Regions from separate parts of the Homo sapiens genome. Here region 1 is linked to region 2. A link is an interaction called in ENCODE POLR2A ChIA-PET data of the cell type or tissue named here. Cell type or tissue: B cell. All regions are shown on one strand. Links, peaks and the distances in the headings refer to the core of each region. The heading gives the core; the rest is flanking DNA. Region 1 has its middle 56 kb from the start of ARHGAP18. Region 2 overlaps ARHGAP18 (Rho GTPase activating protein 18).

What was found. ChIA-PET counts read pairs that join two places held together with the same protein. Peaks named below come from ENCODE experiments on the same cell type or tissue, not always from the same donor. Only the 100,000 strongest peaks of a DNase experiment are listed, where the experiment ranks them.
Region 1: POLR2A ChIA-PET joins it to region 2 with 10 read pairs; 9 of 35 experiments call an interaction of 5 or more read pairs at or near these places.

The regions. Positions count from the first base shown.
Region 1 is chr6:129,757,958-129,774,102 of GRCh38, reverse strand. No RefSeq gene overlaps it. Among named protein-coding and RNA genes, the nearest start is that of ARHGAP18, 56 kb to the right of the region's middle. RefSeq lists an enhancer at 5,249-5,418. In B cell, for the core only: no CTCF peak of the experiment used is centred there; no DNase peak of the experiment used is centred there; H3K4me3 peaks cover 471 bases; H3K27me3 peaks cover 1,794 bases.
Region 2 is chr6:129,679,497-129,694,058 of GRCh38, reverse strand. All of the region lies in intron 1 of ARHGAP18 (Rho GTPase activating protein 18), which reads left to right. Among named protein-coding and RNA genes, the nearest start is that of ARHGAP18, 23 kb to the left of the region's middle. RefSeq lists an enhancer at 9,721-10,015. In B cell, for the core only: no CTCF peak of the experiment used is centred there; a DNase peak (open chromatin) is centred at 6,628; H3K4me3 peaks cover 275 bases.

The DNA of each region.
Region 1 (16,145 bases), core at 6,953-11,952, 77 kb before region 2:
TCCACTTGCCTTGGGGATTAAATTTGTGAAAAATTGGGTATTAATCAGCAAATGCTCTACTTCACTACTTCATCAATGCTGAAATTTCAAAATCAAACTTCTTTGTGGAGACACATTGATCTGTAGGAGAAGACAGGTGAGTATGACTGAATTAAACTTTTTAAAACTATTAATCATGGAACAATATCTTACATCTTATGAAAGCAAGTTCTCATTGACTTTAGGGGGTGTATTATTCCTATTCTTTTTTTAAGGAATTGCAAATATAGAGGTCTGAGGCAATATATTCCAGAATGCACTTCAGTAACACAGCAGCAGTCTACTGGAATCATACTATGGAAAACACACAGTGGGACAAAAAAATGAATCCAGGTCCTGCCCTTAAGGAGTTTATATCCAGCAGGGAAGAGATTCATGTAAATAACATGTAGAATTTAGGACAGGCTGAACGAGTAATAAATAAAGAGTATGGCAGCCATGAGCAAGTACCTTCCTACCCTCCAGCTGCAGGTAGTGTAAAGCTGCAGGGAGTATAAAGCTGCAGGGAGTGAACAAGGTCCCCTCATGACAGGCATCACAGCTTTTATACTGAAACCAAGCTTCCTGTAGCCTGCTCCCAGCCAACGACTGAGAGTGGCAGCCATACTAGGGCAGCCTGTTTCTGGAAGAAGCCAGACTCTTCTGAAGAAAGGCTGGCTTGAGGATTTACCACCACCCTTGCTGAACTTTCCTGATAACTATACTGCATCCAGCTTCTTTCCCTTTTCTCTCTTCTTCACTGCATTATAGTCTGATAGTTCCCCCAGCCTCCCTTGGCTGTCTTCATGTTCTCTCCCACACATTTCCTCAGACATCATTGCTGCAGTTTAATTCCATCCTGGCTGCTCTGGCTCCTGGAGGACCCAGATTTACACACACAAGTACAAGCAACATGTATGAATATATAAAAAGAAGCAATACTAATTTTGAAAATCTATCTCAGAGGGAAGTATCTTTTACTCTAGATCTTGAAGAGTTGAATTTCAGTAGGAGAAAATACAGGACAAGCAGGGGCCTGTGGGATAGCAAATGACATGGTGAGATCAAGCAGCCAAGCATGTCCAGAGTGTCAAGTGCATAGCAGAATATAATGGGAGACAAATTTTCCAAGACAGAAGGGGCCAGGAACAAACTCTCAAATGCTATACCACAAAATTTAGTTTATTCCTAATCATTTCAGCATTTTGAATAGGAAAGAAAAAAATGCATATCTCAGACAAGAGGCTTTGTGACTGTAAGTAGAAAACCCAATTCAAGTGGTTCTAAGCAGATTCTATTGGCTCACAATCCAACAAATCAAGAGATGAGGTAGGCATTTGGGTGGGTAGATCAATTTAATGGTATCACCAGTAGCCCTTTTTTAAATCTCTGCTCTTCACTTTGTACAATGTTGACTTCTTTTCAAGGTGTAAAGATGGTTTCTAGTAGTGTTAGGGGCTGTACACTTCCTTGTTTAAATGTAAGACATAAGAGGGAATCTCAGAAATCCACTAAAGAAAAGGGAAGAAGCTTTCTGAAGCCTGCCACAAACTTTCCTGGCCTTTTCATCAGTTAAAATTGGTTTACATACCCATTCCTTAACCAATGAATGGCAAGAGTTTGGCGTTGCTATTAGATCAATGAGAATCAGACTAGTGAACTTTTCCAGGAGCAAATGGACTGTTTGGGGATATGAACAGATAAAGACTCTTAATTTGGGATCTATTAGAAGAAAAGCCAACTCTCTCAAGACAATCAACAATGTCCACTGTGTCAGCTGAAGAATGATGAGGTTTGTAAATTTAGAAAGGAGAGCTTTAGTTTTCATAAAGGGCTGTAGCCTGCAGGTGGCCATTCTGACAGGCTGGGAAGTGTAGCCTCTGGTCAGGAGCTGGAGACAAATACTTGAGGGAGGGGCAAAGGGAAAAGGAGTTTATGCTGGGTGGGGTGAGCAAATATATTCAATATAAATATATTCAATAAACCATAGGAGTCACGAATACTTATGAAAGGAGAAGAATGTGCATATCCAGTTGAGCTTCATGCCTCTTCATGGGTCCCATCTACAAAAAATGGCAGCATTAGCGTGATCCGAGCGTAGAGTTTCTGGCCCTCTGATGTCAAAAGGTGAAGCAGAGAACATCAAAACCCTCATCGTGCATCCTCTGTAGACTGGCCAGACCACTCTATAGATGGTTGTCTCTTATCAGGAAGACATGCTAGTCTGTTGTTTTGTGGAAACCACAAAGGGCAGCTCCAGGCATTTGGCTGATATCAGTGGTAGAGTCTTTTGAGAGGGCTGGCTTCTTTTTCACCCTTAGGGATGAAAGCCTAATGGCAGTTAGTGAGGGAGGGGATATAACAAGGTGTCTGACCTCCCATCCCATCATGGCTGGAAACTCAGTTTTCAAGGTTTCTTTGGGGTCCCCTTGGCCAAGAGGGGGGGTCCATTAAGTCAGCTGGATGACTTAGAATTTTATTTTTATTTCTCAATTGTAATGGTAAATGAAATTTTAGGAGACTTTGGGGTTTTTTTGGAAGAAGGATTGAAGAGTAAGAAATTAAAACAGGGTGACTGGTTAGACAGAAATGCAGAAGTCACAAGAAGTGATAACTATTGTTACAAGTAGCAACAATGAGATGAATGAATGAATGGGAAGGAAACCTTAACTTTTTTGGAAAAACAAGAAAGGCATAGAATTAGAAAAGTGTGACGTCAAGGAATTCAAAAGAGGAAAGAATTTTGTAGAGGAGTGGGACAGAATAGCAGAGTTTAAGCCCAGGTTTGGCATTGTAGGGGCCAAGAGAAAACAGACCCTTTGCCCATGAAGGTTCACTAAAAAAAAAAAAAAAATCAACTAAAGGAAGGCAGATTAGTTGGAGAAGAGGCATCCAGAATTTATTAACATGTACACAGGAGAACCACAGCTTGATTACATACTATCCAATGGGTTTCAAAGCTTATATACCACCCTGACAAAATTGGTTATGGGAACAGGATGAAGAGGAATTCTGTTAAGAGGCAATAGGATTACTAGAGTGTATTAGTTCTGACACTGCTATAAAGGTACTCCCTGAGACTGGGTAATTTATAAAGAAAAGAGGCTTAATTGACTCTCAGTTCCACATGGCTGGGGTGGCCTTAGGAAACTTACAATCATGGTGGAAGATGAAGGAGAAGCAAGGGTCTTCTTTACATGGTGGCAGGAGAGAGAAGTGCAAGCAGGGAAAATGCCAGACGCTTATAAAACCATCAGATCTTGTGAGAACTCACTATCACGAGAAAGCATGGGGGAAAGAAAACAGCCCCCATGATCCAATCACTTCCCTCCCTCGACACATGGGGATTATAATTCAAGATGAGATTTGGATGAGGACACAGAGCCAAACTGTATCAGAGGGAGAATGAATGACTCTGAGGACAGAAATTAACCTGTAAATAGTTCACTTTGGAATCGGAATGATCTTAGGAGGCAGACATTATCTTGCGATGGGTCTGTTCAGGTGTGTTTACAGTTTTGGTCTTACGCGGGCAGTGGGTGGGGAGGTGGAAATAAAAAAAACCCACTATTCTCCTTGATGGATCTGGATGTTAAACAGATAAAGGAACTTCAGATCCATCCTGTGCTTTGGGAGAGATGGTTAGAGGTGGGGTGGGAAAGGTCAGACCTTGAGGCTCTTTCGGTTCAGCATGTTGAAGTGCTATATTTTGAAGTATTGGTTTCTGAGCCCCAGTGATATCAAGTCAACTTGGAATTGGCCCCTGCCTTCAACTTTAGCCATATTTTCTTGGAAAAGTTACTCTTGTGGAGCAAGGCTATAATTTAGACTGGTTAAGGACTGTTGAACTTTGGCACCAAACAGGATGGAATTCATATCGTGCTCCACCTATTAGCTATCTTACCTTGGGCTCTCAAAGCCTTGGTTTCATCAGCAGCTAAAGATAATATTCTCTGTCCTTATCCATTACCAATTATTGTTTGTGTGCCTGTATGGTTTGGATGTTAGCAAACACATTATTGTATACTATAAATTCAAAATGTAAGATTGTGATAAATGCTGCTAAAAATGCTTCATGTGGTAATTAAATGTGATAGTTGTAAAGATTTTAGTGGTGCTTGGCAGAGAATAAGGTGCAAATAAGTGATAATTATGATTTTTGTCATCAAAACTGAGAAATTCTTGGCTTTGGTGATTAGAACACCTTGGGCAACCCTTCAGAACCAGGTTCATTGCAATATAATAAATAGCAAGAAAAAAATGGCAGATGGTAAATGAGGTAGATGGAATAAGGAATCTCTGCTATGAATTTGAATGAGTCCATGGGGCCCATAGCAGGAGCAGTTGTGTCTCCCCACTTCTGTTTCTATTTTTGTTCGGGACAGAGAAGTAGGGATTAAAACCTATAAAACAGCCCCACCTTAGTTATCTGCTCTTAGCAGGTCTGCATCTTCCTTTCCAGTTATGAAATCTTTGATTTGGTTATACTGAGAAGGTTCTTTCTCCTCCTGCAATCACTTCCTTTAAGAAATGTCCCTAGACTAACTCTGTCCATTTTCTAAGTGGTCATTACAATAGAAGGACTTCCTCCTGTGTCTCCATGTAATATTGACAACATGTGAAAACCAGTAACTGCACAGATGTATACAATTATACAATTATAATTGTAATTATATATGTACAATTATACATAGAGATCCAAAAAACCAGCATTGTCTCTACCCTTAAGAAATTCAAAGCTGCTGGTATGGTGGGGTATGATTCAACTAAAGACAATGAAGAAAGTATCACTGAAAAGCTACAGAGAAGGGGAGCCAGAGTGGGCCTGCTCTGGAGTCAGGATGTACTCAGGTAGCACTTGAGTCCTAAAAGGACAGAAAGAAGGCTAGGTATAAATGGTTCACACCTGTAATCCCAGTGCTTTGGGAGGTCAAGGAGAGAGGATCGCTTGAGCCCAAGAGTTTGAGATCAGCCTGGGCAATATGGTGAGACTCCATCTTTACAAAAAAAAAAAAAAAAAATCAGCCCAGAATAGTGGTGTGTGCCTGTAGTCCCAGCTACTTGGGAGGCAGAGGTAGGAAGATTGCTTGAGCCCGGGAGGTTGACACTGCACCAGCTAGCACTTGTCTCAGCTGTGTTTGTGCCACTGCACTCCAGCCTGGGCAACGGAGCAAGGCCCTATCTCAAAAAAAACAAATAAAAGAGCCACAGGATGGGGCAGAGAAAAAGGGAAGAAAGAGAGGACTTTCCTGCCCCAAGGAACTGGATTCATGGGCCAGGCCAGACACCTGCTAGGGATTCAATACCTGACTTCCCCTCACCTGTGTCCTGTGTGGGCTCTCACAGGCCCAGCTTTCAGCTGTGAAAGCCTCTCAGATTAACCCTCCACATACTTGGCAGAGATGACTGGCTAAAAGTTTTTCAAAATGAAATAATTTTGTTATCTGCAAACCATGGAGAGTTAATGTTGCTGGTTTCAGTAGTAGCTGAGACGGCGTGCTCTGAATGAGGCTCAACTTGGAAAGTAGCATTTTAGGGGGCCGAAAAAAGAAGAAAAGGAGGCATAAGAAAAATAATAAAATGTAAATAGCACCTAAAAGCCATTTGCTTACGTATTGCACACCTAATGTATAGTGTATTTCTATCTTCAAATAATTGACCAGCCCAAAATAGCTGAGAAGGTCAAGAGTTAGTATAGGGGTCCATAGCAAATTCAAGAACTTCAGCTTTCCTGTAAGCGCCACTAACAGATGATCTAACCCATCAGTTCACCAATTCATCGTCACGGGAACATTTATGGAGTACTGGCCGTCCACCAAGCCCCCAAGAAAAGATTTATGTTTACAGTCATGAATCAGCCAGGCATTCTTTGCTTGCATTTTGCTTACCATCTGGAAGACTTAAATTTTAAGATGTATGTTATAATATAGGTTAACATTTCCATTTCAAAACTAGCACAATTACTTTATAAAATATTTAAGAAAGTTGTTGTCTAGTAGGAGGCAGATTATGATGGTACAGAGATAATTAATTTGTGGCACATTGCCTAGATCTTCAAACACAAGGCAATTCTGTACTTAATCCTCGAGGAACAGTGATCTGTTAGGATTAAACCCTTTCGCAGTTTACACCACAAGCTTGATCCCGGAGGCAACTTAATTGGGCAGGGAGAAAGCTAAAGACTAAAAGCTGCTGGTAGGTTTCAAACATCTCTATCATCCTATCAATAAAAAATTTCCTAAGTGCAGAGCAGTGTATCCTTACTCTGTTTTTTAAATTTTATTTTTGCGGTGGGGAAGGGGCGCGGGGATACGGAAGAGATCATTTCCAAATTTAAGGTATTTCCTTCACCGAATCGCACCCTCGTGCCCACTCCTTCATTCTCCCTTTCTCAAATCAACAGAAGTCAACAGTTAAGGGGCTCTGATAACAGCAGCTGGGAAGAAGCCGAGCATGCTCAGTAGCTGGGGCCGCTTTCTGAGCACATAGCAAGCTTTGGTTTGCACCAACACCGGCTAGCACTTGTCTCGAGATGCTGCCGGGCTCGTGCACAGCTGATGCCTGTTCCTGGAAAGCTGATCTCTACCCAATAACATGCGGCTTTCGCACGGTCAGCTGCAGCGGCGCAGCAGCGGGGGTCCGAGGAGCCCGTGGGCTGCAGCCGCTCTGCCGGCTCAGCGCTCGCACGGGTATCCCCCTCCTCGTGGCCACGCTTCAGCCCGGTCCTTCCGGCAGCTGCTGGATGAATAAGCCGAAATGACAGGATTGTGGTTAGCCGTGAAGAGCGCGTAGATGCCACAAAGTAGGTGTGTCACGGAAGAAAGTGCTTAGGGAAGATTCTTGCAGGAGATCTAATTATCGCTTTTCGTCACTTCTTGGGACCCTGGCGTTCCCTGCTCTCCACTTGCGGAAGATGGTTATAGTAGTGACAGAGCTGGCACAATGCTTTCACCTCCGGTAAGGAGAGCATCTTTGCATGCTTTTCTCTTTGCAACGCATATCAGCTTTGAAATATACAGCTGGGAAAGGTCTTTAAACTAGCCTTGCCCTCACTCTACTAGTTTGTTCTTAAGGAAGACTGGGGAAGAGGACTTTTTGTGTGATTTTTAAAAAATCTTTTCAGGTTGGGGTTAAAGACAAGCATTAGTGTTCTTACTAACCTGTCTGTCTTGCCTCTAAAATTTACTTGGTAGAATTTTGCCTTGAGCCTAACATTTAAGTCTCCATTTGCAAGATGAGGTTAGGGGTACTTTCTTTTCTCTTTTAAAAAATAATTCCTGGGATATTCTTGTAAAAGGTACATTATGCTTGTAGGTAAACTGATAATCATAATAGCCTTTTCGAGATGATTGTGATTTCAGTTACAGCCAAGAGAGAAAAACTAATCTTGACATTCACATCAACCTTGGTCAGCGTTGAACTTACACTGAGTAGAGGAAATAGTCGCACTATGATTATCTGGTTATTTGTTAAGAAAAAACAACACAACCCCAAACGTGTTCAGGGTTTACTCTTGGAATAAATAGGAGACACAAGTTTAAACAAAAATTTAAAATTAGTACTCGTCATTTTTGGGTGCTGAAAAGGATGGCTTCTCCAATCAGGCATTGGTTTAAAAGTAAAGAAACATTTTCAAAGTGTAGTTTTGTGTTTGCAAAATAACATTTTTGATAGAAATTGTGGAAAGTCAACATCTTCATATGGCTCCTCATATAAAAGAAAAAAAGCAAAAGAGGGGTCTGTAGGAACTGAAGCCAAGAGCAGCTGCATAAACATATCTAACTCTGTGCCACCAAAGAAAACCTGTCCAAAATGTCATGTAATCATAGCTACAATTTCCATTGCTATTAATTTGCCATCCTCACAGATTTAGCAGTTTTAAGAGAAAGCACTTTTCCAAGTAAATCCCAAGTTAATAAGATAGTAGTAGGTCTACAAGTATTGTCTAACATTTAGCAACTATAATCAAATGGGGCAGAAAAATGTCTTTTTCCTAGTTTGGTATTAGACTTGTTTCATGCTCAAATATACACTTACTAAAAACAACTCATTTAAAATAATAACTGTATTCTTTCTCTGAGGCATCAAAGGATTTTTCCTTATCAAAACAAAAATAAAAAGAATAAAAATCTTTCAGTGATGCAGAGGAAGAAAAAAGACAAGGAAATACTTGTTGAGTGGTGAATACTTCACTGGAAAAAAAAGTTGGAATTTCTGGATAGTTGATTGCTTTTAAAGCCTTCTTTTAAACATAATTTAGTATTTGTGACGCATACCCTGGCAGGCCCATTTAACCATGAATGAGTGACAGTATCTTTATAGACAAACTGTAAAATATGTTCAAAATTTGCCTTATAACTGGTAATCCAAGCCTTCGCTGATGTACTTGCTGATTTCCGTAGCTTGCCGTGGCAGATCTGCACAGGTCTATGAAGGTGTGCCTGATATATGAAATTCAGGCAGGTACATAAGGCAAGGGAGGTGCGTCTTAGCCCTGAAAAGAGTTAAAGATGATTGGAACCAGTCAGGAAATTCTAACAAAGCTAGAAGGGGACAAACCTGAGGACACATCCCCTAGTAAGAAAGGGTGAGGGGTCAAGCTTGTATAGGGCTAGAAATTCCTATTTCTAGTTTGTTCTGTAGGGACTAGAACCCACATACAGTCAACAAGCTTTGTTCTACAAAAGGGATGAAGTTCTTTGAAGTCTGATTACTTACCCAGAAGCTTGGAGAAACCCATTTCTTCCTTTTTTGTGTGTCAACACCCCAGCATGATTAGTAGCACTCCACTTCCTGAGCCCTCAGTGGACTTATGGGAAGACAAAAGCTGTCTGAGTTCTCTGGTGTTAATAGTTTGACCTCTGATCTTTGCCTGTTCATGCTGCTAGCCACTCAGGTCCCACCCAGGTGTCCCTTAGTGAAATTAACGTAAGAAGTGCCCATCTCAGAAGCTCTCAAAGCCCCAGGATTTTACTGAGGAAAACCTGTCTTCCATTCCCTTGTCTGTGCTGGTCTCATTGTCTGAGATGGTAAGTCCCCAACCAGCGATGATCATTCCTATTCTAGTTAGACATAAAATGTGTTCTAATGCTGAGTACCACACTCAGCAGTGACCCAGAGTAGTGCCGTAATGATCAGTCATAAGAAGAAAACAGGAAAAAGTGATTTCTGCATCTGAATATGAGAGAGACTTTCTGTTCCTTTCTCTCCCTCTTTCCTCTGTCACCCAACTGTGACACAATGAGGAGTAAAACTATTCCAGGGCAAGTCATTATATTTCCCATTTTAAGGGGTGAGAATTGTGGTGGGGCCATCGCATATTGTGTCCCTAATCTGTCCCAGACCCCACTATCCACCCTCCATGTCTCTTCCATATCAGTTAGAAAATAACTGAGATTTTATAAGCTCCCTTAGAGGCAGTTAGTCTGTGAAGCACATGGTTGAAATATAATGAATTCCCTTTTAACAATCAAATAGTCCTAGAACTTCTGTTCTAATGTGTTTTCCCTGCCTTTTGCTTCATTAAGAACTTTTGTGTGCCTCTTTATTTCTCTACTACTATTTTAGAGATGGACTCAGCTAGTGCTTAGGATCTGAACATAGTTCAGCTATATAGCTTGTTTATTCTCAAAACTGGGACCAGCATATATCCCAAGAACATTCAGTAGATGGCTACATGATCAGAAATGTTTTTATCTTACTATAAAAGTTATATATTATTTTTCCTATAAATTATACCTACTATAACAAAATAACATAAATATAGATATTCAGTGTATTGATGAACTATAGGGTTCATCACTATAGGGTGTGACGGCTCACACCTGTAGTCTCAGCTACTTGGGAGACCAAGCTGGGAGGATGGCTTGAGGCCAGGAGTTTGATACCATCCTGGGCTATATAGATCCCATCTACAAAAAATTTAAAAAATTAGCCCAATGTGATGGCACATGCCTGTAGTACTAGCTACTTAGGAGGCTGAGGCGGGAGGATCCCTGGAGCCCAGGAGTTCCAAGCCGCAGTGAGCTATGATCTTGCCATTGCACTCCAGCCTCGATGACAGAGCAAGACCCTGTCTCTAAATAATCATCATTATCATCATCATCATCACCATCAAATAGAGAACTTTCTCAGTTATTCCCTCCATCAAATTTATAACAGTCTAAAAATAGCTATTCAGCTATATTTGTATAGCATGATAGGTTTCAGTCCTAGTGCTAATCACTGATTGGTTTTGATGTAATAAAGGAATTTTCCATTACTTAAATGATTCCTAGCTTTGGTTTTAGCAATTTAATGAAAAGATAATTGTACCTACAGAGAACTGGAAATACTCAAACATTAACTATGTGTAGTCTAGGCAAGATGCCAGAAAAATGAAATTAGTTCTAGGATTGATATATTCATGCCCCAAGTTCCAGGGATTCTGTGTCATCTTCAAGGGTATAGTTAGCTTCTAGCCCAGCCAGTGACTTTCAGATTGTCACTGCTAGGAATACAATTTGAGAACACAGACACATATTGAAGTTTGAGGCAGAGCCTTGTATTGTTTCTCTGTGATATTGTTTCTGCCAAGTAGCTCAGCAATGGAGGTTAAGTGAGGGCCATGGCAGACACCTTATCAAATGTGAAAGTCCAGTTGGAATCTGTATATTTGCATTTCTTAGTGCTATGAAGAGCAGACAAAGAAATAGTATAGAGTGTGACCTCTGGTAGGGCACTGAGGGAAGCCCTCTCTGAGGAAATGATGTATGATTTGAACCTGGAATGGAGCTGAAGTCTGGGGACATGTTTCTGGTTGCTTGGTTTGCTCTAGCAATGGATATATAGTAGTGTGGTCAGACCGGAGGGGGTGTGTGTGGGGGGGGGGTAATGGCAGGAATGGAGTATGGGGGTGGGAGTGAGGTAGGGACTAGGGTGTGGGGGAGATGGGGAGGAAGGAGATAAGTTTAAAAAGATAGGCAAGGGCTATAGAGACTGAATTTTTAAAGTGCAGTGGAAGCCACTGGAGGATGCATTTTAAAGGAGCACTATGGCTGCTATGTGGAGAATGTCAACAGGGAAAGCTGGGAGATCAGGAAAGAGGTCATTGCTGTAGACAGGAGACATTGGTAACTTGCACTAAGGAGGTAGTAGTGGAGGTGGAAGCCAGCACATAGACCTCCTTCTCTAAATTATGTTTTATTTTTAATTACAAACATAATGTACTTTCATTGTAGAAAACCTAGAAAATACACAGACATGTCCCCAAAGAAATGAAATCATAACCCCTCCACCCAAACTTAATTGCTGTAATATTTTTGGTATCCTACAGAAAACTTAGAAAATACAGGGATCTGTCTTCAAAAGGAATGAAGTATTCTATAGTCTTAGCACCCGAACTTACAGGTAATATTTTTGGTACCTGTCCTGTGAACCCTTTTTGACACCAGTGTTGTCATTTTCCGAGAAACTGGTTTATTCTGACAAAACATCTCTTCTGGCTTAAATAAACTGGAAAATGTCTGCTCTAAGACTGGATGAGAAAGTGAGTGTATGTGCCACAGAGTCACTTCATTTATTTATTGAATATTTTACTGCACGCCAGATGCTGGGCTCTGTGATATGTGGTGTCTGTTTTTCTCAATTAACCAACTCCTTTCACAACCTAAATTGTTAGCACTACATTCCTTGCAGTTAGGAAGGCTGAATTTTCCCCTTTGACCTTCTATATAAGTTGTGCTTGTTCACTATCCTGCTTTAGCAGAGACATGGGTATTAGTACTCTCATGACATTGGCGTCTTTTCACTAGAGATAGACTAGGAAGAGGCTGAACTTGGGAGGACCACTCTGACTTGGAGTAGACCAAAAGAGGTCCAAAGGCTGAGAGGACCAAATTTTTTGTTGTTGTTGTTTTGCTCATAGGTCTTCATCTTTCCAGAAGTACTTATCAGTAAAGGAGAAAGTGGGCTTCCTCCAGGCCCCCAGACAGGGGCTACTTAAAACATAGAAGGGAGAAATCTTGCAGTAGTCTCCTTATAACTCTCTAAGAATGTATTCATTTGACCTCTTACTCTGGTTTCAAATACGTTCCATTTAATAGGTGTGTAATAACTTGATTATTAAAAATACTAGTAGGGTTTGCATTCTATTTCCAAGCTTTTAGAGTGATTTCATGCAAGTTACTTTATGAAATAAACATTTAAGACCACTTCTTTATCTGTCCCCAGACATCTGAAATTCAGCATACTGATAACAGAATAGGGTTTATATTTGTAATCCAAGCTTGCTCCTCCTGCTGTATTTCCTGTCTCAGTTAAGGCTGACCTTTTCTAAAGTCTCCCAAATGATCAAGGAGAATCTTTTTTAGCTCTTTCTCTTCCATCCAGTAGGAAAGTATGTCTATGCAAGTTCAGAAAAGCCTTGTAAAACTTTTCCTCTCATCCATTCTACCAGTCGCTACTTTGGTTCAATCAACTTCTATCTTTCACTGGGTCTGTTAAGCATTGCAGAAGGCTGTGAAGGGAAGGTTCTCATGCTTGTATGCCTGATTTAAAAAAAAAAGTTACAAAAGACCAAAGAAATCACAAGTTTGCACAAAGGCCATTAAAACCTTCTACAAAAAATACCTCTGCAAGGACATCTGCCCAGCAACTGCCAGTTCAAACTTAGACTGGCATCACCCTTGTTATTGATCTTTGTAGCCAAGGATAATTATGTCAAAGCAATTATGTAATCCTCATTCTTTCTTTTAAAACTTTGTCTTTCTTTACCTCCCTGAATATAAACATGGTTTACCATGGCAGTGTATTCCTGTTGCAATGCTCCATTCTAAAATATCTTTCTTTTTTTAGAGAGCCTCTCTCTGTTATTTAGGTTGACCTATATTTGGTCAATTAATATTGTAGGAAGTTACAGTGCTCTATCTGGTCCTTTATGCTACAGCCAGAATGATCTATTGGGTGTTTTTTCCTACAGGTTTTGATTATGACAGTCTCCAGCTTTTACAATACTGCATATCCACATAAACTTCAGACTTCTTAGACAAGGTACATCCCGATTTGCCTATGTTCCAATTTCCCTATTTTCCAATTTGCCTATGACTCCCCTCTCTCACCATTGTCACCTGTAGTCCAGCTATGTTGATCTTCTCTTTGTTCCTTGAATGTATTAATCCTGAGCTTTGTGCCTCTGCACTTGGTGTCTCCCCATGGAATACTTTTCTCCCTTTTTTCCAAGAGGCATCATCCTCTTCATTCCTGAAGATCCAGGCCTAATGTGACCTGTTTCATGGCTACTTCAGATCTTGTCAATCAACCCTACACTCTCAGAACAATTTGATCAATATTAAAGCATTGTTTTTTTTTATTCATCTCCAATCTATATTTTTCTTCCATTAAACTTGGGTCTGTGAGGGTAGGGCTTTGGTGTTTGGTTCCAAACATTAGTGTGCACTTAATGTTCACCATGTGGATAAGTGAGTAAATGAACCACTTTCTCCTTCTCTCCTTTCCCTTAGTCTGTCCTTCATCTGGAAGGAAGTCTGTCCTTCCAGATTGGATAAGTTTTGTGCTCATAGAAGAGTGTGCCTTCATGGGTGAGGAGTGGTATGTTGTGTTTTGTTTTGCATTCCCGATGAGTCTATCATCATTTCTTAAATCCAGGAGTTTCTAAGAACTACAGCCCTTGGGCCAAATCTGGCCGGACACCTGCTTTTGTAAATAAAGTTTTATTGGAACATAGCCACACCCATTCACATATGTATTGTATATGACACTTGTTTGTGGCAGAGACCGTGTGGTCTGCAAAGCTGAAGACATTTTCTATCTAACCCTAACAGAAAAAGTTTGCTGACCTCTGCTCTAACCCCGAGAAAGAGCTGGAGGCTAAGATCCTAAAAGTGATTGCCTGTAGAAACATTTCCAAAGTAGCAGCTGTTAGGCCCTTATATGGAGTAGTAAATGTCTAAGATTGATTTTGATTTGTATGATGAATATAGAAACTATCTAAGAAAATCTGAAGTTCTGGTAGCTTTGTTTTAGTAATTATAAGACAGATGATTTTGACCTAACTCATCTCTAAACAGCGATTCTCAAAGTTGAATCAGAATTCCATGGAGGGCTTGTTAAACTCCTCCTTCTCCACAGTGAGTTTCTAATTTAGTATGTGTGGGAAGAGCTGCAAAAGTTGCATTTGGAACATGTTCCCAGACGTGTCTGGTCTAGGGACCACACTTTGAGAACCATTTGTCTGCAACAGTGTTCTGAGCCTTAGCTGTGTTTCAGAATCACCCAGAGAGTTTTAAAATTATTTTAAGACCATGCTTGGCCCTTACCCCAGGCTCACCACTTTGGAAGTCCCAGGACTTGAATGTATTTTTAAAAGAATGATTCTGAAGATACTTCCCTGTCATGGTTTATAGAACTATCATATAGGCTTTGCTGGTTAAGGTATGTATGAGATGTTTTGATAAGTTCGAAACAACAACTCGACACAGGTTTTGTTATATTATCAGTATTCAGAAAATCTATAAACTGGAATTTTGTTATCGAATGGATATTACATTTGTCAGTGGACTGCAATAAAAGTATATAGTCCAAAAAGTATAGTGTTCAATTCAGCAAAATTATTTTTCTTTATTAAATTTGACAAGTACTGCATTCGTTTGTAAATTTGTTTTCAGTGTGTAAAATTGTGATTCTATACCTGATACTTCCCTTTTCTACTTTTCCTTGAAAGTCAGTGAGATTTTCTTTTGACCGCACAGTCACATGTGAAGGCCTCACATTTTGCTACTCTTACATGGTGTCAGAGCAAGAAACTTAAATGTACAAGTGCCGTCTAGAAATGGCTGCGGCGCTAGGGAGGTTATCTTTCCTGGCTCTTCCTATTCTGTGTGCAAGGAGAAAACATCCCTTAATATCTGGGTAAGGTACCTTTTAAACATTATAAAGCCCTTATTACTCTGTGTGTGCTTTTGTTTAGAGAACTTGTTTCCCCTCTACCACAGTTTCAACATACTGTATGCTGGCTGTGCTCATTTTAATTTTGTTGATTGCTATTTATAATGTTCTGAAGCCAAGTATTATGTCTGAATACAAATAAGGCAAAACAACAATGAAACAGTAAATGTAGAAGAACCAAGCCTTTGGCACTTTGGCAGCTAATATAATAACCTCAGCAATCATGATCCATACAAAAAACTGTTAAGCACTGTGTTTATGAAGAGCAAGCATTTCTGTCACGCTTTTGGCATGCATCCTTTATTTTTTTTAATTCTTTAATCTTAAAAGGATAGGAATAAATACCAAGACTTGGGTTTATAGATCCCCAAATCCATACAACAAAATAGCCATCAACTTCTTAAACTACATAATTCTGTATTATAGAATCACGATGATTACTAATGTGAAATGTTGGCATATGAATTTGACAAATGGCTTAACAAGAATAATGTTCTGTAGTATGAAAGAGCTCATTTATTAAGTGTCTTTGGATTAATTCGAGTTTCAACCTGGCTGTCTTCAGTGAAATTTTTCATACTTCTTTTGCGTATTATTAAGATTAGAAAGGATATTAGAAGCTATTGTGAGTTAAGTAGAAATGAAGACCTGTTGTTCTTTCCTTTTCATGGATATCACCTGCATATCCCCTGGTCAGCTCAAAAAAGAGGGAATTTTATTTCTAAGGATTTATTGTTATAGCTTCTAGAAAGCTATTGTACCTGGGAAAACCGCAAAGTAATGGAGAATGCTAATTTATTATTCTGTTGTTGTTATTTTAAGCATACTCATTAGAAGTACAAACTCTAGTTCAACTAGGAGAATTGATTGAGATGGAGACTGTTTCTTAATGATCATTAATTTTTTTTTTATTGGCTCATCACTTTTTGCCTGCTAGTGGAATTTCATTTCTCAGGTGGGAATGTTCTAGATTCCTTCTTCCTACACAGGCTGGGCCAGCATTATGGACATAGTTCTAAGAGATCTCCTTGTTCTGAGAGCAAAATGAAGGACTTCTTGTCTTTTCTATTGCTCCTAGGAATGTAGTTTAGATAAGTGGATTCTCAAAATGAACATGCTTTGCCCAAGGTCAGATGGGCCCCATGCTTGGTTTAATGCTCTGCTGTTGCTGTCCTGAAATTCTT
Region 2 (14,562 bases), core at 3,540-8,539:
AAAATAGGTACTTTGGGAAATCACCTTAACTGCTTTCAGGCGCCAAGATGCTATTTACTACAATGAAGTAGTAAATACTTCTACAAAATTCTGCCATTTAGTAAATAATTTTGTGCCGCCTTGACGTCGACTGGCATTTCATGGTCAGCTGTTCGTATAACTGGGGCAAATTGTATCATCACAGAAAAGAAAAATATATATTGAGCACTCTCTAATTCTAAGTACTTTAAGATGGAATTTGTTTAATCCTCATAAGATGAGAATTATTATCCTCATCTTAAAACTCAGGTACATGAAATAACTGGTCCCAGATGACATGACCTGTATGTAGATCAGCTTTGGTTTGAACCTCAGTCATTTTCATTGTACTGAGAGGTGTACAGTCAGTGCAGTTATTGTTTTTCTCTCTTCAGTGTGCCTGTGTCTGAGTGGCAGTGGGGCCTCAGTTCACAGGGAGGACATTTTCTATGGCAGGCTGTGGTCTGGCTCTTCCTAGCAGCATTTGGGGTGGGCCATGGCTGTAGTGGGGGCCACAGGAACCAAGGGGGAGGTAAGAATTCCTGTAGATAGAGCAGAAGAGAAAGCCCTAGGCTGGGGCCTTCTTCTCTCCCCATTAGTAATCATTTGAAAACTGGAAACTCCATAGATGCATTAAAAGTCTTCCGGAACCAGCATGACACAGAAACAAGATATGCTTTGAGAACACCACTGCCACCACCACCATCACTGCTGGCATTAATGGTTGTATTTTTCTTTAGAAGATGAAGAATCAGATCTTCTTAACCTTAGAAATAGTATAGTAAGATGACTGTGAGTCTCCTTATCTCCAGGTCTTCCCCAACAATCTAGATTGTTTCAGTACCCTTGCTGTTGCATGAGAACTTTCCACTGAAATCCAAGTGACAATTCTCTTTGGGTGTGAAACAGCTTGGAGTTCTCACAGTTACCGATGAACAGCTCTTTTTCATGTAGTAAAGCCATTTATATATTTCAGGGGGACAGAAGGACATTAAAGTCTTGGCCTACCACAGACCCAAAGGTTCTAAAATAAAATGACCTATTTGGTGGTTCAAAAGTGCCTTTGATTAAATTACTGGATATTTGAGAAGGTGATGAATGAGGGCTGGCTGGTGGGAGAGAATATACTTGTAATAATCTTTTAGTCATGGATCTTTTTCATAGCATGTGGATTTTCTTGGTTTATAAATATTAGCCAAGTGATCAACTCACTGCAGCTCTTTGAGGAGCTTCTCCATTTTTAGGCGAAGTAATTTGAAAGTTCTCAGGAAGCCAAAGGTACGGGGATTGCCTTATTCTTGGTCCTAAACCTAGACCTGTTTTATAAATAGATGATTTCCAGGCCAAGGTGTCCCTGTATGACATGTTCCCATAAATGTCCTGCTGCCACAAATTACAAATCTTGGCAAAAATAGAATTCTGTGTCCACTCAAACTGTTGCTGCTTTCCTAGGATGCCATCCCATGCTGCCTTTTCCCTGTAGAGTTCTGTGGGTGATGTCTGTATGTTTTTGTCTGTATGCTTTCATATTTATCCCCTAAAATTCTGTGCCTGTTTAACCACCTTGACATGATATCATTTCTCCGTACCCAGGCAAATGGTTTGTATGGAGGGATCTTCCAAAGTCAGCCAACCTAGTGCAGGGAGGACAAGGAGAGGGAAGGAAAATATGAATGAACTCTGTGTTACTGGGGACCCAGGCATGATGGAATATTCTTGAGAAAAGGGTCTGCTCAGGCGAGCTTAACTCCCTGGACAGCCTGCCTTTGAGGAGAGGAAAGGAAGGAAGCATGCATTTTGTAAAGAGTAAAACATTTCACAAGATACTGAAAACAAAATCCACAGAAATGCCCAGGCTGCCCAGCCTTTGACTTAGGCCAGTAGGCCCAGAGGTTGTCATTCAAAGAAAGAGGGGGTCTTTGGGTTTCAGGGCCAGGAACAGAAAAATGGGCAGGGGCCTGGAAGAGGAGAACAATTATGGAAGGAAAGGGCAGTTGCTCCTCCTCTGTCACTTTGCAGAGGTGCTGGCTGTGTCAGTGCTGAGGAAGCCCCAGGCCAAGCCCAGGTGGCCCCTGAGAGGATACTGCCTGAGGCACTCCTGGCAATGGAGGTGGCTTGCAAGAACAGCCAAGGACTGGAGAAGCCAGTGTGGGCTGAGCAGGAACGGGGATGTCAGATGCATGGACATAGCACTTCCTGGAGCACATGGCTGCAGGGAGGAGTAGATGTTGCCCCTCAGAAGCCTTTTGGGAACCAGAAAACAGATTGGGCAGTGGGTGGGTGAGGACTTCCACAATTATGTGAATGTAGTATCAGCCAGAGACCTTTTGTTTATTGCCATTGTTGGGTAGTTCACACCTCCGAGATTATGCTTCCTGGTTAGGTGGCCCGAGAAGCACTTGTTTAGGTATACTTTTAAAAAATTTTAATTGATAGCGCTCGAATACAGAATGTCACTTACAAAACTTTGTTCTGTGAACCCTTGGCCAGTAAGTTTTAACGCTTAGAGAGAGCCACTCTTCAAATTTCTACCTGAAATCGTAATAATCTAAGCATCTTGAAGAAATGATTGGAAGTGAATTTTATTAGGAAAAAACTGCTTACTCAGCAAAATGTTAAAGTGCACAGAATTCTTTTTAGATTAAGATAGATCTTTCCATGGAGATGCTAAAGCATTTCTGCATGATTCAATATTTTCCCACCCCCGAGTACTAGTTTTCTTTTTCTGTAAGTGGAGTTCTCTAGGCTTCTAAGGGCCCCATGCTGGTGAGAACTGGGGCCAAAGTCTGTGTAGTCTTTATCAAGGCATAAGGTTAGGGAAAGTGTGTGTTTATGTTGGAGGTGACTGTTTGGGGGTCATTCACTTCCTTCCTTCCCCCATAAACATACTACCTGCTTCTTCCCCATCTCATTTGTATTAGTGGACTAAATTAATGATTGAATAACCAGTTGAATTGTGAGGATTTTGTGCAATAATATTACATGCATTGTATTACTCAAAGGATCAGCTTATATTGAGCCCAATATATAAATTATTGAGATGCAAAACAATTGTTATGGGGTGATTTTGCATTCGAGTAGCATTTAAAAAATACAATTCAAAGGTAGTTTGTATTGAATAAGTAATGATAGCATTGAAATGAATTTTCAATTTCAAAGATTTTAAGAAAATCTTTGAAAGCATATAAATTTTGCTTTATTCAGATGTTGTGAAATATTGTGAATATTTGAAATTGTGAAAGCATATAAAATTTATTTGGTCTCACATGAATCTTCTAGATTGTGACATACGTTATTAAGCTGGTGAAATTATAGTATGAAATGTTTTTCTTTTCACGGGGAGGAATATGAAATGCTAGAAATCTATATATGCTGTATTATTGATATGTATCCTCTAATCCTGAATATCTTCAAAGTGAATATTTATAGTATTTAATATTTTATTTGCATTACATATTGGGAAAAAGTAAATGAAATATTATTTGTTTGAAAATGAACCTTATCTATAGATTCTAAAATTGTACTTGTGAGTAATGTAGACAATCAACTCTCTTTAGTCTCTGAATTGTTATGTTTTATTGTATTTGCAACATGAATCATTTTGCATTTGGAGAAGTTATATGTTGTATGTAATAATTGATGACTTGAGATGAGGGTAATAATCTACCACTTTTGTTTAAGCCACATCAGATATTAATTGTCACTATCTTAAGCATAGCATTTGTAGGTTTCTCTCTGATAAACATATATTTAGTTCAGCAGTGGTTTTATTCATTTTTGTGAACGGTTACACTTTAGGCACTGCATGTATGTGAAGATAATATAAGTATTATGAATACATTGTTGGTGCATTTTTACTTACAGTTTCCATACAAATCATTACACACACACCACATACACACACACACACACACACGTTTACATGGGCAGAACATTTATGTTGATTTTGTAATGAATAAAACATTATAAACGGACTGTTTGGCCAAAGTGCTTATATGTCTGCTTATTAACATAAGATTAACATAAGACTCATAATTTAAATAGATGTAATTACTTAAAAATGAATCAGCCTTCTTTAGAAATTAGATGACAAGTTTACTTACATGGCCAAACCTCTTTGTAGTTTTGGAATTCAGAATGGAAATTTGAAGGCTGGATGCCAGGAGTGTGGGAGGTACACAAAGAATCGTTTTTCCAGGAATGCTGTTTTCCAGGTTTCTGTGAAAAGCAAATGCGTGCCTTTTCTGAGTGATGAAATAGAGGAACAGAAAGGTGTCAATATATATGTATTCTGCTTACACACTCACAAGGATTCCTGCAATTATGCTGAAAGGGCATTTTAATGCGAACCTATAATGTTTAAGTGGATTCTTATTCCTGTATTCTTGAGGAAAGTACTCTGGTGAAGTTTTCAAATTCACAGCAATGTATGCCTGTTTCTCCTTCTTGGGGTAGTTAAAAAACAATACATGCCCATTTCAGCACTTTGGGAGGCTGAGGTGGGCAGATCATTTGAGGCTAGGAGTTGGAGACCAGCTTGGCCAACATGGTGAAACCCTGTCTCTACCAAAAATACAAAAATTAGCCGTTCATGAAGGTGCATGCCCATAATCCAAGCTACTCTGGAGGTGGAGGCAGGAGAGTTGCTTGACCCGGGAGGCAGAGATTGCAGTGAGCCGAGATCACGCTACTGCACTCTAGCTTGGGTGACAGAGTGAGACTTAGTCTCAAAAAAGACAAAAAACAAAACCATCCAAGCAACCAAAAAAATAATACATGCTGGTTTCTCTTATCCTCATGTGAGAGGGAAATCAGAGCTTCTCAGCTGTCAGGTTTCTCCTTGGTGTCTTTCAGGCTGGAGACTGGTAAGTTTGTTCCCAAATGCCTGACAAGGCCTCAGAGATGATCATTAGTGGCAGCACCCATTTATTCCTCCAGAAATTTCAGATTTGCTCCCTTGATTCTGCTTGTTTAATAAATTCCAGACAAAGAAGAGTAATAGCACATACGTTTTGCATGCTAAAGAATTACTTAGAATTTGCCTCTTGTTGGCTCTGTGACATTGAGATTCTCAAGGAGACAGGAAGAAAATAGAAGTTTTTATATTAGACAATAGTTAGATGCAGTGCTCTTAGCATCAGTCTATTGAATCTCCAAAATATGGAATCATTGTCACTGGTAGCAGCTATATTTGGATTTCATTAGCCAGTGTAGTAGCTACCAATGATAAGGCATATTTTTTTTTTTTGACTTGGAGTTTCATTCTTGTTGCCCAGGCTGGAGGGCAATGGTGCGATCTCGGCTCACTGCAACCTCTGCCTCTTGGGTTCAAGTGATTCTCCTGCCTAAGCCTCCCAAGTAGCTGGGATTACAGGCATGTGCCACCATGCTTGGCTAATTTTGTACTTTTAGTAGAGACAGAATTTCACCATGTTGGTCAGGCTGGTCTTGAACTCCTGACCTCAGGTGATCCACCCGCCTCGGCCTCCCAAAGTGCTGGGACTACAGGCATGAGCCACGGCACCCAGCTGATAAGACGTGTTTTTTAAAAACTGTGCTGTGGTAACTCCTTGGAGTTTGTTAACAGGTGCTTTATGTACTATCCCATGTTTTCTACTAAGGATGATAAGCACTGTCATATCTGTGTTACAGGACTGGAAGTTATAATTATTATAATGTTACATCATTTTTAAACCTTGCTATAGGTGTTTACAGAAGAATGACGTCTTACATCCAACTAAGAAGATCAGAGAAAGTTTCAGGTTTCATCTTGCTGGAGCAGTTGGATAGGATTGGGTTTTAGGGGAAAAAGGTAAATACATTCTGAAGAGAGAGAAGTTTGGAAGGGAGCTGATATGTAAGGATGCTGACGTGGCTCTTGGGGAGGAGAAGAAAAGACTGGAACGAGAGGTTGAGGCCACTTTGTGGAAAGTCTTAAAGGTCAATCTTGACTGAAGAATTGGGATTTCTTTTCATCCATGTCTGCTTGTGAACTGCCCACTCTTCAGAATACCCAATTGCTCCATCATGGATCACTGGGTCTACTGAACTGGAACTGTTCTGATGGATTGACACTGTAGTGGGAAGAGGGAGCTCTCGATGACGAGATGGCATGGTTTTGTATCTCAGATCTACCCTTATTGGTTAACTGACCGTGGGTGAGTTACAAAACATCTCTGTGCCTCAGTGGTGTTGTGAAGATTTAAGTGAGCTAAAGCACACAGGCCCACTGGAAATAACTTAAAAAAAAATGTTTGGTTACTATTGAACTTCTTATGCTATCTGAGACAGTTACCTCCTCTGTCGTGTCATGAACATAGTTTTCAATAAGTATGTGGAAGAATCTAGAGATATTGTGATGAGAGAGGGAGATGGTCAACACAGGTTAAGGTGTGGGTTAGAGGAAAGAATGGCACCTTGTATGAATTGTTGCCACTTCCTGTCTGAAGCCTGCTTTCCTAGAGCAAAGATCCTCTCCTATTTCCTTCACTTGTTCTGGGAAGAGAATGAAGGTGCGTCCTCAGTACAGCCCTGCTTTGATAGGGTTTGAGCCTGAGCCCAGGTGTCCTGATGAGTCCTGCTTGGTGCCTGAGGAAGAAGAAAAGGGTTGTTGTGGTTTGTCAGCCCCAGACAGGCAGGAAACGCTTTCTTAACACTATGTGGGTGAGGTTTCAGCTATATGCTGTGTCAGTAGATCCTCAGACTCTTGGCATTTCCAAACATTTGTAGTTTCTGGCATTTGCAGTAATTTGGAATGTTGGAAACTGGTAACTTACAACTTCTCTGAGACCCGTGAACTAGAGTTGCAAGTCCTAAAGGTGGGGTGCATAGAAACTGGTCCCTGCATACCTGTTCAACATCTGTAGCCAACTGTCATCTCAAAGGGATGAAACTGTGCTTGCAAAGAATGGTTTTATGGCCAGGCGCAGTGACTCACGCCTGTAATCCCAGAGCTTTCGGAGGCTGAGTTGTGTGAATAACCTGAGGTTAGGAGTTTGAGACTAGCCTGGCCAACATGGTGAAACCTCGTCTCTACAAAAATACAAAAAAAAAAAAAAAAAAGAAAAAAAAAAGAAAAAAAAATTAGCCAGGTGTGGTGGCCGGTGCCTGTAATCCCAACTACTCCGGAGGCTGAGGCAGGAGGATCGCTTGAACCTAGGAGGTGGAGGTTGCAGTGATCCGAGATCGCGCCATTGCACACCGGCCTGGGCCACGAGAGCGAGACTCCATCTCAAAAAAAAAAAAAAAAAAAGGTTTTATTAGGGAGGGAATTCAGTGAAAGATGACGGGATGACTCCCCTGACTCCTGAAAAATATATCAATCTGGAGAAAGACAAATCCATATAACTTATAACTTGTAACACTTAAACACTTCTATAGTTGCAAATCTGAGGATTCTGGAAGTTCAGCCCATATTTCTCTGGAATATCCAGGTGGGTGGCTTTCTCAGTATCCTAGGGAAGAGACTGAACTTTGAAGAAGTCGGTGCCCTGTGAGGAGCCAAGGCAGCTCTGGGTAAGCGTCTGGTCTTTGCCAGCTTACCTGCGCAGGGAACCTCTATCCTCATATCTTACTGGTGGAGTGGTAGGCTGGAGGCTCCTCTGATTGGTGAGATTTGGAGGTGAGGTAAGCTTTCAGATGCTCCCTGAACATCACTTGTAGAATGTGCAGAGAGTCTTATGGGAATGGCTGGGAAGGCAAGCTCACTAGGAGATGAGCAGCCCAGCCTGTAGGGGACAGTGCAAAGGAGAAAGTGGCTGAGGAACACAGGGCAGCCATGGTAGGAGGGTTTGGGAGCGTGGGAGTTCATATTTTACACTATGTTGGTACTTACCATGCAAATGAACGGCCCTGCTGGGAAAAGAACCTTTATCCAGAGAGGGGATCCGAGGAAATAGTAAGAGTTGGGTTCCGAGAAGCTGTGCTGCATCACGGGAGAGCTCGGTGTTAGGGTCTTTTGCAAAAACCCAAATTTATTTAATTTTCCTTTAGCACAGACTTTTCCTTTTCTTTTCTGATTTTTCTGCCCCTCCGCCCGCCCCCGGCAATGTAAGGGCTGAAGAAGCATTTTTCTTTTACAGTGGGGTCAACTTGCTTTTGATTTTGAAAGTTGTTGCCAACATACAGGCAGGGTTGTTGCAAAAAGACTTCTTCGTTTCCTAGAGGAGGGCTTGAGTAGGGAGAAAACCATCTGGACTTCTCACTTCTGGGAACTCAAGTATTAACTAAATTCATTTTTGTGTGTAGATCAGAGGGGAAAATAAGAGGAAGTGGGAGAGGAAAAAAAAAAGCTGCCTTGTATTTTTGAATATGGAAAAAACTATCAAGTGATCACCGTGATCAGCACATTTAATGGTTGCATTTAAGTCTGAATAGAATTTTTGAGAAGGCTGGGCTTTTTTGACATCTCTTTTTAATGAAAAATATGTAACAATAACCTTTATACAGTACCTTCAATTTGCCTGGTATTGTGTGCTTTATAATATCCTATATTTGAATATTGACTCATTTATATTTCACAATTTTTTTTTTTTAGACGGAGTCTTGCTCTGTTGGCCCAGGGTGGAGTGCAGTGGTGTGATCTCAGCTCACTGCAACCCCTGGCTCCCAGGTTTAAGTGATTCTCCTAGCTCAGCCTCCCAAGTAGCTGGGATTACAGGTGCCTGCCACCATGCCTGGCTAATTTTTGCATTTTTAGTAGAGATGAGTTTTTACCATGTTGGCCAGGCTGGTCTTGAACTCTTGACCTCAATTGATCCGCCCACCTCGGTCTCCCAAAGTACTGGGATTACACATGTGAGCCACTGTGCCCAGCCCTATATTTCATGATTCTATGAGAGTAGGTATAGTTATGGTCTCTATTTTATAGTTGGGGAAACCGAGGCCCAAAAGTGAAGAAAACTTGCTCAAGGTGACATGCTAGGAATGTGGTGGAGCTGCTTTGAAACCCTGGCAGCCTGGTTCCAGAGGCTGTCCTGTTAATTACTACGCTGTGTCCAGTGTCCACCGCCGGAGTCTGAGAAAGCAGTAATGACGTTTCTCTATTTCAGTGACCTTGCATATTGGATTTGCCCAGTTTACTTTGGAAGTACCCATTCCACTTTTCTAGGATCATGAAACACTGTATTTAATACTCAAATATCTTAGTGCTGATATCTTCTCTGATTCTAGAGGGCATTTCACAGATCTTACTGAAAAATTCCTTGGGGTAGTATTAGGCTTCGGGTTAAGTAATTTATTTATTAGACAAATTTCTTGGCTTTCATGATTTGGGTAAAGTATGGTCAATCTGTGTACTTCTGATTATATGCTAAACACGTGAAAGTCACCAGATGGCCAACTACGATGATTCCCATGGACTTCTACGGATATATTAATGCTGTTTTGGAGGACCCTCTGTGTGCCGCAGGCTCCATGACACCTAATGTTGGTGGATGCGTTCTGGTGTGTATGTGTTTCCATGAAATTTACAAACTAACACACAGCATTCTAACATGTTCACTTAGGAACTTTCAAAACTTTGCCCTACAAGACAACATTCTCAATAGAGAAAATTTAGAAAAATAGCAGCACAAAAGAGGAGGCAAAAGTCACTTATATTATTAATATAATACTACTCTAGAGCTAACCACAATTGAATTTTATTTTGCCTCAGTATTTTTTTCCCATGCACATTCCTAGGCATGCTATCTTAAAGCAACAGTTTGTGTAGTTAATCTGTTGCTCTCCCCACAGTTATATTTTAACTAGGGTACTGAATACAGAACGTTTTGCACATGCATTTTTGCTGGAGAAACCACAGATATGTAGCCATTTATAGTGTTTCTTAGCTATCGCATGCATCATTTCCTCTCCTACTTCCTCCTGTCACTGGCAGTCCTGCAGCTGGCCTGCCTTGCCACTCCTGACATCTGAGTCATCACTGACATCTCTCTCCCCAGGCCTGCTCAAGGAGCTCTTACTAAGCTTTGTTATTTTTTTCTCTCCAAGATTTTTCAGATCTGTACTTTATTTTTCAACGCCCCAACTCAATCCTAATCTGCACTTCAATCATCTCGCGCTGTCAGTGTCAGTTTCTTGGCTTTGAGCTCCTTCTCTTTTCAATTCACATTTTCAAAAGCCATTTTCTCCCAAGTGTTTTCTCACCTTTCCTTTCTTAGCAGAACTCCCCCCCGCCGTGGTTACACCTCCACGTTACTTTCCAGGTATGCCCACATCATTTTATGATTCTTGATGGTGTTCTCATTCACCATATCCACTTTGTGCAAGGCAGAGATACACCTTGCTGCTTTGTTATTGCATTGTTGTGAAAGGTAAATTGGGCTGGCCCCAGAGAAAATTGTGAAATAAGGAAAGATTTTGCCATCTCCAACCTCTATTTTCCATTACATTTTTGACTCATCAGGGCTTTTTTCTTCTCTGACTTGTTATCATTCCGCTCTGTAATTCATACTGCTAATCAAAATATGAAAGGATCTGATATTGGTTGTTTATACGTAAATGAATTTGATCACAAATTATTAACGTGTGATCAATGTTTTAATGAAATGAAGCTAATGCAAGTAGATATAGTTTTTCATTTCTACGGGAAAAAAAGCCCGTACTTGGCAGATAAAAAAACCAACAACCCTGTGCTGGTTCCTTCCACCTCAAATTAAAAGAAAAAACAAGGCCGGGCGTGGTGGCTCACGCCTGTAATCCCAGCACTTTGGGAGGCTGAATTGGGCAGATCACGAGGTCAGGATATCGAGACCATCCTGGCTAACATGGTGAAACCCGGTCTCTACTAAAAATACAAAAAGTTAGCCGGGCGTGGTGGCGAGTGCCTGTAGTCCCAGCTACTCGGGAGGCTGAGGCAGGAGAATGGTGTGAACCTGGGAGGTGGAGCTTGCAGTGAGCCGAGATCACGCCACTGCAGTCCAGCCTGGGTGACACAGCGAGACTCCGTCTCAAAAAAAACAAAAAAAAAAACAAAAAAAAAAAAAGAAAAAACAAAACACATTTCTCACTTTTTTTTTCCTGAAGTATATAAGTCTGTGAATAACCATGGTGGTAAAAACAGAAAGGAGAAACAGAACGAGAAAGAAAGAAATAGAACAATCAATAGAATATAGTAATATTATCAAGCTATGTCTTTTGATTAAAATGTATTATATGGTTTACCTTGATTAAAATGCATTATGTGTGCAGTTTTCTCAAAAAAATTCTTATTGTGTTTTATTGTTCAGTCCCTTGTTTATTCTCAGCTGTGTGTCCAGTTACTCTATCCATCTTAGACTATAAACTCATCAAGGCATTAAACATGTTGTTTTCTTTATTCCTGAATCTCAACATCTAGTTAATGCCAGGCAGGCTGTGGACAGTCAATAAATGTTTGCTAATTATGTGATGATGCTTTGGGACATAAGAATGTTGCTTTGTGTCTCTAGGGTTTTAGTTTATTTTTACCAGATCAAACTTTAGAATTCGACTAACACTAATGTCAGAAGTCTGTGTTTCAGTAACCATCTACAGATAATGGCACCCAGTTGTCCATGAGGAGATGCCATTTGCATCCTGTGTGGGTGACAGCTATGCTTTGATTCCTCTTGGATCTGTAGGACTACTTGCCTGTAAGACCTCATGTATTGTTCTGGGGGTCTGCCAGAGAGGGAAGCTAGCCTCAGAACACGGGGAAATGAGGCAAGGGGGCTTCAGAAGTGGTCATGTCAGGATTCTGGCTTGGCAAAGAGAAAGGCGTGGGTTGTTTTATGTTCCAAAGCTGGAGTTATTTCTTCTGTGACCCTGGCATGTCTTCATACTTAACAGACACCAATATTGTCCTTTCCTTGGTTTAGCCAAAACCGGGGGTTAGGGTGGGTAGTAGGAGGTGAAGGAGCTTTTCTTCAGTATGTATGAAGGGGATTGACGTAATATCTGCTTTCATAAACTGAATCTCCAGTGAGCCTTCCTTTAAAAAATAATTGTATGTAAAAACCACATAATGATTCTGTAATTACAGTGTGTTGGCACAGTTGTTAAATTATAAATTTAATAAGCTAAGATGAGCTCAGTAAGAGTATAGGCTTTTCACTGGAGTGAAAGGACATTACTTGATGAGATACAGCAGAGAGGAAACAATAGACTTTTTGTGTAGCTGCCTGAAACTTCTGCTAGGTGAAGGCAAGCCAATAAATGAAGAAGAAGGGATAATGGATTGCCTAACCTGTGAACTTGGTCACCATGTTCTTTGAAAACAAAGTGAAATGCAATGTGTTGTCTTTGGACTGTCTCACAGTGCTTACCCTACATCAGACAACCCTTGTCTAGTATTTCACGGATTTTGATTTGCTATTTATTTTGCATTTGCCTTCATGTTGCTATGTTTTAAGCCATGAAATGAATTATTTATTCTGTTTATACAAGCAAAAAAAAGTTAATAGCTCAAATAAAATGGGAATATATTTGTAATGGCATCATAGTATATGATGTGGTATTTTTATTCTTGCTTAAGAGGCTGAAGATTGAATTTGTATACTAATTCAGATCTGGAGAGAGAAGAAAGTAGATGGGGCTTATATACAAGCAGTCATTGAATTATTGATTTATATGTAGGTTTTCTACCTCAGGATGTTTTCTTTTTTGGAGGACACTGTTAAGTATTAACAATGTTAAGAAATACTTCTAGCTGGGCGCGGTGGCTCACGCCTGTAATCCCAGCACTTTGGGAGGCCGAGGCAGGCGGATCACGAGGTTAGGAGTTCAAGACGAGCCTGGCCAACATAGTAAAACCCTGTCTCTACCAAAAATACAAAAATTAGCTGGACATGGCAGTGCGTGCCTGTAGTCCCAGCTACTCAGGAGGCTGAGGCAGGAGAATCACTTGAACTCGGGAGGTGGAGGTTACAGTGAGCCGCGATTGTGCTACTGCACTCCAGCTTGGGCAACAGAGTAAGACTTCGTCTCAAAAAACAACAACAACAGCAAAAAAAACTTCTGATTAAGGATCTTGGCAAGTGGATTCTAGAATGGCAGCAATTCTCCATGTCCAGGAAACTAGAGAAGGAGGCGAGTCAGGATTATGGTGGGCTGTGTTACAGTTCTACTCAAAGGGTTTATCGGGAAGGCAGAGATTTGGCCCATCCTCCACTGCTGTCATTGCTGAAGTACAAAGTCATAATGCCTCCTCACTGTTTTCCTTGGAGCCCTGAGGTCCATACATACTCTCTGGGTTATCCATATAATTTTGCCTTTAGGCTTTTAGGCTCTCTAGCCAAGAATTCCTTTTTCAGTTAAGGAAAAGCAACTATAAGGAGCATGTCCCCTGGATGAATGCCATGTTACTCTTCCAGTTCTGGAAACGATCTGGCTCCAGGGTACCACCAGACCAGGCTTCGGCCTTGCCCAGATTTACCTCTGATCCTAAAGGCTCCTGAGAACTGGCCCTGTGTAGGGGGCTGCTTGCTGAGCTTTCTTGGGCTCTTTCTCCCAGGATTAATACAGTGCAGTGTCAAGCCAGAGTTCTGAAATGGGTCAGTAAAAGTTACAGGAGCTGTTCGAAAGGAAATTTGAGGTTATTATTGAGGAGGAAGGAGAGGGGGAGAAAAGAGGTATAATATTAGTTTTAATTTGTATGGTACTTCCCAGTATAATTTAATTAAATTCTCACCTTAAACGCCTTAAATAACTTAGGAGTAGAGAACCTTGCTTTTGGGGACCTATTCAGAAGCAGAAAAACTCTTCAGATATGTTTGGAGCAGAACTGTAAATGCTCTGGCTTAGTAAATTTGTATTTTTTTTCTTATTACCCTTTTTCATTCTTAGGCTTTCTGTGTAGGTATGATTGTCTGATAGTGGCTTCCAAAAATTTTTAAAAAGGTCCTAATTCACAGAAGTTGTGAATGTGAACTTATTTGGAAAAAGGGTCTTTGCAGATGTGATTAAGTTAAGATCTTGAGATGGGAAATTATCCTGGATTATCCAGTTGGGTCCTAAATGCAATTACAAGTATCCTTTTAGGTGGCAGAGGGAGATTTGATATGCAGAGGAGAAGCATGTAAAGATGGAGGCGGAGATTGAAGTCATGTGGCCACGGCAAGGAAATGCTGGTACTGCCAGATAGACACTGGAAGAGGCAAGGACTGGATCCCTAGAGGCTTCGGAGGGAGTGCTGCCTTGCTGACACCAGGATTTCAGCCCAGTGATCCTGCTTTTAAATTTCTAGTCTCCAGACTTTTAGAGAATAGATTTCATTTGTTTTAAGCCACCAAATTTTGGTAATTTGTTATAGCAGCCACATGAAACCAATGCAGGAGGGAAGAGAAATAAAAACGAAATGGAAAGCAACTTGTTCAGGAGGACCCTACCACCAAACTTAATTTTCATGAAAGAACACCCTGTTGTTTACTTACATGTAATATCAGCTTTTACTACAAGCCAGGCTTAGTTGAATTCTGATGGTCAGATTAACTTTCCAAAAGCAGCCCTCTAATCGTGTCATGTGTGTTTGTCTGTATTCCCAACATAACTATAAATCTGGGATCGTGTTTGGCTTGTGTATAATTG